2 separate regions of the Homo sapiens genome follow, and region 2 is linked to region 1. Evidence: read pairs that join two places in POLR2A ChIA-PET (ENCODE). Cell type or tissue: HepG2. All regions are shown on one strand. Each heading gives the region's core, and the rest is flanking DNA. Links, peaks and the distances in the headings are about the cores only.

Region 1 (5,387 bases), core at 281-5,280:
TTTGTGTTTGGCTAAAGGATTGTAAGTGCACCAATCAGCACTCTGTGTCTAGCTCAAGGTTTGTAAACCCACCAATCAGCACCCTGTCAAAACAGACCAATCAGCTCTCTGTAAAATGGGTCAATCAGCTCTCTGTAAAATGGACCAATCCGCAGGATGTGGGTAGGGTCAGATTAGGGAATAAAAGCAGGCTGCCAGAGCCAGCAGTGGCAACCCGCTGGGGTCCCTTTCCACGCTGTGGAAGCTTTGTTCTTTCACTCTTCGCAATAAATCTTGCTGCTGCTCACTCTTTGGGTCCACTCTGCCTTTATGAGCTGTAACACTCACTGCAAAGGTCTGCAGCTTCACTCCTGAAGCCAGCAAGACCACAAACCCACCGGGAGGGATGAACAACTCCGGACGGGAGGAACAAACAAACTCTGGACACACCATCTTTAAGAACTGTAACACTCACCGCGAGGGTCCATGGCTTCATTCTTGAAGTCAGCAAGACCAAGAACCCACCAATTCACAATATGTTATTGGAGTATTTTCTAATTGAAGAATTTAAAAAGGTCTTCGGTTGGTGAGGGATCTCTTGTATATTTGCATATTCATAAGGTTCTCCTGAACTTGGAATGGATCTAAAAGAATTTCCGACAAGGAACAAACCAGAAGTTGCTTCTCTCAGCCTTTTAAACTAGACCTCTCTCTGTATCAGGCCTTCCACGGAGCTCCAAAGCCAGCCCCAAAACTCCAAACCAAAAGGGCTGAGAAGGCTGTTGTGTAGCCTAAGAGTTTGTCTTCCTGAGCTAATTTCATTATAGTAGTAGTAGCATCATTTAATTTTTTAACCAAAAATGCTTTTAGAAACAACCTGGAAAGTGGGTTCTATTAGGGCATCATCTAGCAAATAATTCTTCCCAAAAGTGGGGATTTGACAAAGAGAAAATCCTCTCCAAAGTATATGTTCTTTACCTTAGGATAAAAAAAGAGACCAGAAAAGCTTTTCTAGGCTGAGTGATTGCTATTGACAAACCTGGTTGAAATTCTTGCTAGCTGTGTGGCCATGCACCTGTTACACTCATGTGCCATAGAAGTAGGACATTTCAGTCAATGGTAAACTGTATATACTACATTAGTCCCATAGATTATAATGGAGCTGAAAAAATCCCATTGCCTAGTAATGTTGTAGACATAATGTCATAGTGCACTTCATTACTCATGTGTTTGTGGTGATTTGGTGTAAACAAACCTGCGCTGCCAATCATATCGAAGCAGAGCATGTACAATAATGTACAGTATATAATACTGGATAATGATAGTAAATAACTATGTTACTGGTTTACGTATTTACAATACTTGTAATCATTATTTTAGCCAGGTGCGATAGCTCATGCCTGTAATCCCAGCACTTTGGGAGGCCAAGGTGCGTGGACCACTTGAGGTCAGGAGTTCGAGACCAGCCTGGCCAACGAAGTGAAACCCTGTCTCTACCTAAATATAAAACTTAGCCAGGCGTAGTGGTGGGCACCTGTAGTCCCAACTGCTCAGGAGGCTGAGGGAGGATAATTGCTTGAACCCGGGAGGCAGAGGTTGTAGTGAGCCACGATCATGGCACTGCACTCCAGCCTGGACAACACAGCGAAACTCTGTCTCAAAGAAACAAAAAAGTAATTATTTTAGGGTGTACTTCTTCTACTTACATTAAAAACAAAACAAAAAACATTAACCGTGGAACAGCCTCAGGCAGGTCCTTTAGGAGGTATTCCAAAAGAAGGCATTGTTATCATAGGAGATGATGACACTATGCGTGTTAGACCTTCTAGTTGGACAAGATGTGGCATTAGTAGAAGACAGTGATATTGATGATCCTGAGCCTGTGTAGGCCTAGGCTAATGTATGTGTTGGTGTCTTTGTTTTTCACAAAAAATTTTAAAAATAAAAGTAAAAAATTTTTAAATAGAAGTTTATAGAATAAAGATATAAAGAAAGAAGATTTTTGTACAGTTGTACAATGTGTTTGTGTTTTAAGCTAAGTGTTATTACAAAAAAAAAAGTGAAAAAGTCTTTTAGACAGACTTGTCCCAAACCATTCTTTGTTTTACAGGCCTTTTTAAGTTCATAAAAAAAAGTTAAAGTAAACTAAGGTTAATTTATTACTGAATAAAATGCATTTTAAAATAAATTCAGTATAGCCTAAGTGTACATTATTTATAAAGTCTACAGGAGTGTACACTAATGTCTCAGGCCTTCATATTCACTCGCCACACACTCACTGACTCACCCAGAGTGACTTCCAGTCCTGTAAGCTCCATTCATGGTAAGTGCACTATGCAGGTGTGCCATTTTTAATCTTTTGTACCACATTTTTACTGTATCTTTTCTATGTTTAGATACAAAAATACCACTGTGTTACATTGCCTACAGTATTCAGTACAGTAACATGCTATACAGGTTTGTAGTCTCACAGCGAAAGGCGATAGCTTATAGCCTAGGTGTATAGTAAGCTATACCATCTAGGTTTGTGTAAGCACACTCTATGAATGAACGACGACAAAAATCACCCAATGACAGAGTCCTCAGAATATATCACTTTATTAAGTGACTGATGACTGTATTTAACTTTTAAAAGCCTCTGTTTTCCTCATTAATAAAATTGGTTAGTCAAAACTGCTGCCTTGCGCACATATAACAAATAACATTAGTTCTCCTTCCATCATTACTGTGATTGATTTAGTTTTAGCGTAGTTTTAAATATCAAGGATGCAAAGTGCGTTCAGTGGCAGAAGGAGAGTTCTGCTACCATGCAACTCAGCAAGGAGATCTTTTTATTTATTGGTAAGAAAAATAGTTCTAATGAAACTGTTGGGGTACAGAAACATATACCCCATGTTGAACTGGGTTCATATACCCCATGTTGACATGTTGAACTGAAGAAGAATCAAGGTCTCTCTGATACCCCCAACCCCCATCTCTTAATCCTCTGTCTCTCCCATAGCCCAGGATGAAGCTGTTCTCTGAAATTCATTTATCTGCCTAAAGCCTAGACCCACCAAAGAAAACAATTACCTGTGATCCCTTCCCTGAGTTTTTCATTAACTAAACTCCTATCACAGGAAGAAGGGCTGCAGTCTGTCAACACAACTGGACAGACTTGTCCCAAACCACTGTTTGTTTTGCAGACCTAACAGACTTTGTCCCAGGCCATTGTATGTTCTTCAAGGCCATTAAATTCCCCTAAAATCATTTACCGCCCCACCCCCCCACCAAAATATCCACACTTCTCCATCTCCCTCTCCCTTAAGAAGGGTATATAACCATCTGTGTACCATTTGTCTGGTGGGTAATCACTCTGTGATTCTCCCCTATTCCCGTTAATACATCTGTATGCATTTTCTCATATTAATCTGCCTCTTGTCAGTTTATTTTCAGCAAACTTTCAGAGAGTGAGGAAGTCTTCCCTTGGCCCCTATAAGACCAATATCAAAATGATCAATAGAAGCCATATTCTGGACAAAACCATTGTCTGTCTAACCCAGTATACTTTCCTCCTACAACACGGACTTACAAAACAATGTAAGTCAGTTGGAGCTGAGCAAGCGTGCTTTCTGCCCACATGATAAACATCCTGTTTGGTTCCTTGTGAATGATTAGCCTTCAGAGTAGTCACGAGTAAGTTTTACAAATTGTGTTACAGTCCCTACACCACAGCAGTTGAGCAAGCTTCTATATACATATGGGCTCCACACATGGAATTTTAAATAGTTATCAAAACTTGAGTAATACAGTATCTATTGAGTGTTTCCTATCTGAAATCACTGTACTAAACACTTCCTATGTTATGTCACTAAATTCTCAAAATAACCTATGAGGTAAATAATATTATTCTTCCCATTCCACATATGAGGAAGTTAAGACTAACATATTTTAGGTAGAATTCCCAGAGTCCTACAGCCAGTAGATGGCCATGCCTATATCTGAACCCACTTTGATTCCTAAACCATATTTCTTAAACATTATATACTGCCACTGAAACCACCTTTGCAAAAATTATAACTGAGACAATTATTACAGTGAAAAGAGATCTGATGACTCCATCTTGCTTCTAACCTCCAGCCTGTCCTTTTTCATTCCTGGGTGTAAGCTGAACTAACTTTAGGAGGAATTTATAGTTTTGCTTTGAAACAAAGACAATAACAGCCCTTTCCCAAAACAAACCCCCTTCCTTCCTGGGGACTAGACTGCCTTTGCAGGACTAACAAATTAGCCACAAGATTAGAAATCATGGTTTAGGAGTCATGCAGCTGGAGACTGCAAGATTCTAAATTTTTCCAAATTGCTCCTGGGGATAACATCAGTATTGTAAGACCTAAGATCAATGCTTGAGGTATTTTACAGACCCGGCACTCGATGGAACAGCTAGCACCACCCAGCTCAATAAACTGGCTCATCTGGTCTTGTGGCCTCAACCCAGGAATTGACTCAGTGCAAGAGGACAGTTTCAACTCCCTATGATTTCATCTCTGAACTGACCAATCAGAACTCCTAATGCACTGTCCCCCCTACCCACAGAATTATGCTTAAAAATTCAGATCCCCAAATTCTCTGATTTTAGTAATAAAAAAAACTCTGGTCTCCCACACAGCTGGCTCTATGTGAATTACTCTTTCTCTAGTGCAATTTCCCTGTCTTGATCAATTGGCTCTGTCTAGGCAGTGGGCAAGGTGAGCCCGTTAGGTGGTTACAAATTTGGGGGCTGGTCTGGGATTGCCTTTGTGGCTACCTGCCCGTGGTTCGGTAGCCCCTCTCCTTTGATGGATCCAGAGGCCAGCCCAAGCAGCCACCTAGTTCTCTTGGATTAGGGGCTGACTCGGGCACTGTCTCTACTGGCAGGTCACTGCCAGCCCAATGTGCATGAATTTAATTGCAATAGAGAAATAGTCCTGCGGAGACATTTCATAACTGTAGCCCCATGGTAGGATGTCTGTCTGTAGCTCCACCACAGGGTGTCTGTAACTGGAGCCGTATTGCAGGGTGTGTCTCTGTCTGTAGCCCAATCTTGGAGTGTCTGTAGCTGTAGCCCCATTATCGGTGTCTGATTTGGTGGGTATTCTAGGAGCTGCCAACACCTCCTCCCTTCTCCTGATAGGTTTGGCTCCTTCAAGGTCTCAGCTGGCCCTCCCTAATGAGTAAGAAGAGTCTTGGTTCCAGAGATTTCTCCTCAATCAGGAAGATTCTGGGGAGATTTCTCAGATGGAGAATAGGAGGTTAGTTTGGAAGGAATACTCTTGGAATTCTTGGCAAGGGATCTTGATTTGGAAGGCCTTCTGTCCATCTTGTCTTTGTTGTGTGTGTGTTTGTATGCGTGGAATGGATCTCTGAAGAAACTGCTAACCAAAGTCCAG
Region 2 (5,387 bases), core at 188-5,187, 220 kb before region 1:
TGCAAAAAATTAGCCGGGGTGGTGGCGCATGCCTGTAATCCCAGCTACTCAGGAGGCTGAGGCAGGAGAATTGCTTGAACCCGGGAGACGGAGGTTGCGGTGAGCCAAGATCACGCCATTGCACTCCAGCCTGGGCAACAAGAGTGAAACTCCGTCTCAAAAAAAAAAAGAAAGAAAAAGTGTTCCTAAAAGAAGAACTGCAATTTGTCATGGCAGTCGGGGAATTAGAAATGGCATTCTGGGAATTCTGGTAACTAGCTTGATGACTGTATAACTTATTCCAGGTAGGATTATTCATTATGCTTTCTTCAACCAGCTACACTTTACTAATTGTTTTAGAAGCAAACATCACTAGCAGTCCAGAAAGCAAGCAAGCTGGAATCTAAGTAAAAGAGATTTACTACACATAATGAAAGCTGCAAATGGCTGAGGTGTCTGAATCTCTCCTAAAAAGAGTTTGCATTTTACTGTTGCAATTTACTTGGGACAATATAGATCTGGTATCCATAATAGGCCTGTGGGCCAAACAAAGCTTTGTCACATGGAAGTAGCTGTTGCTCAGCCAGGAATCATGAACACTTGCAAAAAGAGGAGTTGTGTTTGTAGCCATTGGAGAGAATCTTTGTAAGTAAACTCTTTCTCTCGTAATTGAGAGTTGCCATTTTATTGGTGGGGAAAAATGCCCAATTTTACAAAATTGCAAAATCTCTTAGATCCTGTTCTGAAAATAAGTTGACATGAGCATTTTCCACATTCCCTGAGGTCTGGCCTGGATTCTGTAATTTACATGACATGATTAGGAGGGTTCTATGCCATTTTAGACTAATTATGTAAATTGGAGGGAATTCACCCCTTCATTATGAGTAAGTATTTATCTTATGAGTACTAACTTGTAATAAATGTTTAGTTTGCTTCTTTTTGTGCTGCTGTGGATAGTTGCCTTAAAGTGCTGTTAATTTGCCAATAAGCCTTAAACAGGATAACCAGGCATCTCTTTTTAAAAGACCAAAATTTAAAACCCAGATTAGAAGATTGATACAAAATGCATTTGGCCAGTATTTAGTCATCTTATTTGGCAGATTTGTTTTTATTGCTGCTCTCTTAAAAAATATAATGACAACTGTATAGTCTGTTAGATTTTTTTTTTTTTTTTGGTCTTTAACTTTTCAAAATGTTTCCAGGCTTTACTACTTGGCAAAGACAATTTAGGACAGATTTCTTTATTTTCTCCTCTGGCCTAAAACGAAAAACCCCCACTTTCCAAACTGTTACCACCGAAGAGTTTATTAAATGGCTGAAAAAGACAGCTGGTCCCACCATCTGTTAAAATTTTTCAGGGGCCAAATAAAACAGGTTACACCTTTAGCCATGCCAAGTCTTGCAATACCCCCTTCCTCTCACAGCCTGGGGAGGGCTAATCTGAATTTCACGCTCTGATTTTGCTATTGCTAATGTCTGAGCTTCTTATGTGAGCTTCTCCACATTGCTGGTATTACTTCTGTTTTTCAGTTACAAAGCTATTCTCACATTTCAACCAAACTCATTTGCAACCTATTACCTTCCACCTCTATAGTCTCTATAGTTACACCCAGTAACTAGAAGGAAACCCACAGATACCTAGCTAATTTCTGACTTTTCAAGCAAAGGGGGAGAATCAAAAGTACATTTCTGTTGTTTTGCAACCATTTTTCTATAAATGCTAATGGAGGTAATTCAGATTTTGGAACAAAGGCTTAGCTCACCACACACTGCAGGTGTGAAAGGGTTAAAACAAAAGAGATGCTAACCCTAATGGTATTTCTTGTCATTAACAATTCTTTGATGTTCACACTGGAGCCTCCCTTTTATCTTTTAGTTTTTCAGCCATCTTTGTTAACATGCAGCTCAATTGAATCTTTTTTTTTTCACCTCCCTCTGGCCTTTAAAGACATCTGCAAAATGTTTATGCTAAGTTAGTTTCCACTGCATCTTTTAGTAGCAAGGCAAAGTAAAATGAGATAAAGCTTGTGAGGTTATTATTAAAACATCAGTAAGTTTCTATCATTAAGCTGAAGGGAAAGATCAATAAAAAAGGAGCACTTAATGTTACTTTAATAAGGATGCGTTTCCTGTTACAGGACTTGGGATTAACTTCAGTATCACTGAAGTGGGCTTTACAATAAGGAAGTTGCTGTGATCAGAAGAGTTTGACTTGCCCTTACCCAATTAAGCAGTTTGCAAATACTTTGAATGTACTTGATCTATTACTTCCTGTTTTATTGAAAGCTTTCATGATACATATATTTAAATAATATTTTACTATAGCTTTTTTCCCTCCTTGTATCAGTCCCTGGCAGGCTGCCAAAGACTTTCTAAGGCAGGTTTGCCTGTCCTGTCCGTTTGGGATTGGGGGAAGGGAGAGGTGAGATGACGGGGAGTGGAACTGCAGCTTCAGAAAAGTTTGTTTAACTCACTTTGATGACAGCAAAATGTCCGGAACAGTCAACACTGCATAATATACCGCCCTGAGCTACTCAGCAGCAGGATCTGCAACTGTACCGTGGGTGCAAAGTGGAATCACATGTTTCACACCAAAATGGTCTGGCTGAGCTCACTATTCATGAGTATATTTTGTGTTTTCTTGACGTAGAAATGTTTATTAATAGTCTCTGGATTAACAGAGCTTTCCCTTTAACTGTGGGTGGGGCGGGGCGGGGGGCAAATTGTTTGCTTAACTAGTTAACACTTTAACCAGTATAAGTGGCGATCTCTGGACAGTTGATTTGTTTCTGCTTGAAACTTGTTTTTTGGCAAGTATTAATTTGGAGCTAGTTGAAATCCTGAGCGCAGCTGTAATAGACATTGTAACTTCCTCAGCCTTTATATATAGTCCAGCCCTAAATGTCAAATGCTAGGGAGAAGATAATCAGATAAAATACAAATTAATGTTAACAATGTAGCTATTTTATGATTTCCCCCTCATGTTATTTAATAATTCTTAGTATTTATATGATGCTTTTCATCTTCAAAGCACTTTACAAATGTTAGCTAATTAACCAAGAGGTAATGAGGCCTGGGTGATAATGCTGTAGTAAATTTTCTGTAGCTCAGATTATAAAGTAAAAATGAAGATGTATGTATTCATACATTTTTAAAAATAACATTAGGCGGTCTTAGAGAGTTTGTGATTCAGAGGCTCAGGCAATTCATCTTCTATGTATAACTTATGTCTCTCTCTAAAAAATCTTGGGAAATTCAGATGCTCATGAACTGTAAGGATTTTCCCATCTGGCAGGTGGTTGGCAAACTTCTTTCATCTTAGCCTTGTCTGTTCTTACTCCTTGATATTTTTCACCTTGATCTCTCTGTCCAAGAACACAGAAAGGTCCAAAGGCAAGGACATTTACTGTTAGGAATTAGGGATAGACACCCATTTCATTTTTTTCTCAGGTTTTCCTGTAGACAAAAGCTGGGTGAAATACATCCTAACGCACTTGTGTTATTTTACATAGCTTTGCATAATGATAATAGTGCAGTTCAATTTCATTACTTGAGAATGAGTGTGTGTGCTGTGGATGGGTAGTCTGACTTTGTGGAAGGCCTAAATGATACAATTTTTGAAAAAGAAAAGGATATTTTATTCAATATAAAATATTATCATCTGATATAAAATGGACTATTGTAAGAAAAATTAATTCACTAATAAAAACGTTGTAGTTTAGGAGTGGTGGCTCACACCTGAAATGCCAGCACTTTGGGAGGCCTAGGCAAAGCAGATCACTTGAGCCCAGGAGTTTGAGACCAGCCTGGGCAACATGGCGAAACCCCATCTGTACTAAAAATAGAAAAATTAGCTGGGCGTGGTGGCATGTGCCCGTAATCCCAACTACTCGGGAGGCTGGGTAGGAGGATCACCTGAGCCCAGGAGGTCGAGGCTGCAGTGAGCTGTGATGGCACCACTACACTCCAACCTGGACAACAGAGTGAGACCCTATCTCAAAAACAAAAACAAAAAACGCTATAGTTTATAGACTTACATTACAAACTAATAAACACATCCGTTTATGAGACTGAGTTGCTAGACTCAGCCTCTGAGGGCAGGTCTTATTTTCCTGAACACATACTTTGGAAAAGCTACTAAAGCTAATCAGACTCTTATTCATGAATAAGATCCTCACAATTCAGAGGGAATTCAATTTAAACCACTGAAAGTCTTATATACGCTGTGTAATTAGCTCTAACTTAACAAGGATTTATCCTATTTGCTAAAGGCTTTCCCCTCTTCTTTCTGAGTTATGGTATTAAGCTATGTCTACATACCCTAAACTCAGGACTGACAAGTGATAGTTTCAGCCTGGGTGTTTCATCCTCCAGAGACTTGGGAACATGCTGATACTATTTAGAAAAGGCCAGATAATGCTTGGTGCACGGTAGGCCATAAGGTCCAGATTCTAGATTGAATCTTTTTACTTTTCATTCTGAACACCCAGTATCAGTCCATATGCCTTCACAGTAATAATAAATCACCAAAGGAAGAATCAATTACTAAGATGTACTGAATCTGGTTCTATAAATGTCTTGGTGATATGGTCTTTTTATTAACTCAGTGCCTGCTGACAGATTTTACATAAAGTGTACCGTTATTATAGGACTAGTTTCGCCCAAAGAAATAAATTACACACGTAACTTGCCACGACATTAACTTGATCAAGTGGAGCTTACAATATGCTGGTCATGGAGAAGTGTTTCTATTATAAATCATGACCTTGTACCCACCCAGCCTTTTATCCTTACGGATACCCTTAGCTTAATGTGACATCATGATGGCCCCACTCTTCAGATGGGGTGGGGGAGGGGTCAGGAAGGAGGAGAAACAAAATAAAAAGTCATACATAATGTCAATGACACCCACCGTCTCCCTGTTTGCAGGGGAAAGAAAGAAGGGAACCCCAGTGAAGAAAAGAAATGAATCCAATGCATTCATGGTGTTAGTGAAATCTCTCAAATATTTCTTTGCTGATTTCACTGCTAGTGAGATGATCAAATTCTTCAACTTCTGCATGGAGAGATACTGTTATTCTTAAAGCATTCTTTGTGGTCATCCTCAATGTCTCCGTATTTTTTTTTTGGAGACGGAATCTCGCTCTGTCGCCCAGGCTAGAGTGCAGTGGCACAATCCCCGCTCACTGCAAGCTCCGCTTCCCAGGTTCACGCCATTCTCCTGCCTCAGTCTCCCATGTAGCTGGGACTACAGGCACCCACCACCACGCCTGGCTACTTTTTTGTATTTTTAGTAGAGACGGGGTTTCACCATGTTAGCCAGGATGATCTCGATCTCCTGACCTGGTTATCCACCCACCTCAGCCCCCCAAAGTGCTGGGATTACAGGCATGAGCCCCTGCACCCGG

What was found. Peaks named below come from ENCODE experiments on the same cell type or tissue, not always from the same donor. Only the 100,000 strongest peaks of a DNase experiment are listed, where the experiment ranks them.
Region 2: POLR2A ChIA-PET joins it to region 1 with 5 read pairs; 2 of 35 experiments call an interaction of 5 or more read pairs at or near these places.

What each region holds. Positions count from the first base shown.
Region 1 is chr2:170,454,024-170,459,410 of GRCh38, reverse strand. All of the region lies in intron 23 of MYO3B (myosin IIIB), which reads right to left. Among named protein-coding and RNA genes, the nearest start is that of MYO3B-AS1, 110 kb to the right of the region's middle. In HepG2, for the core only: no CTCF peak of the experiment used is centred there; DNase peaks (open chromatin) are centred at 2,277, 3,120 and 3,610.
Region 2 is chr2:170,676,816-170,682,202 of GRCh38, reverse strand. All of the region lies in intron 3 of LOC100130256 (a long non-coding RNA gene), which reads left to right. Among named protein-coding and RNA genes, the nearest start is that of LINC01124, 35 kb to the left of the region's middle. RefSeq lists enhancers at 1-248, 1,349-1,898 and a silencer at 378-578. In HepG2, for the core only: no CTCF peak of the experiment used is centred there; a DNase peak (open chromatin) is centred at 2,442.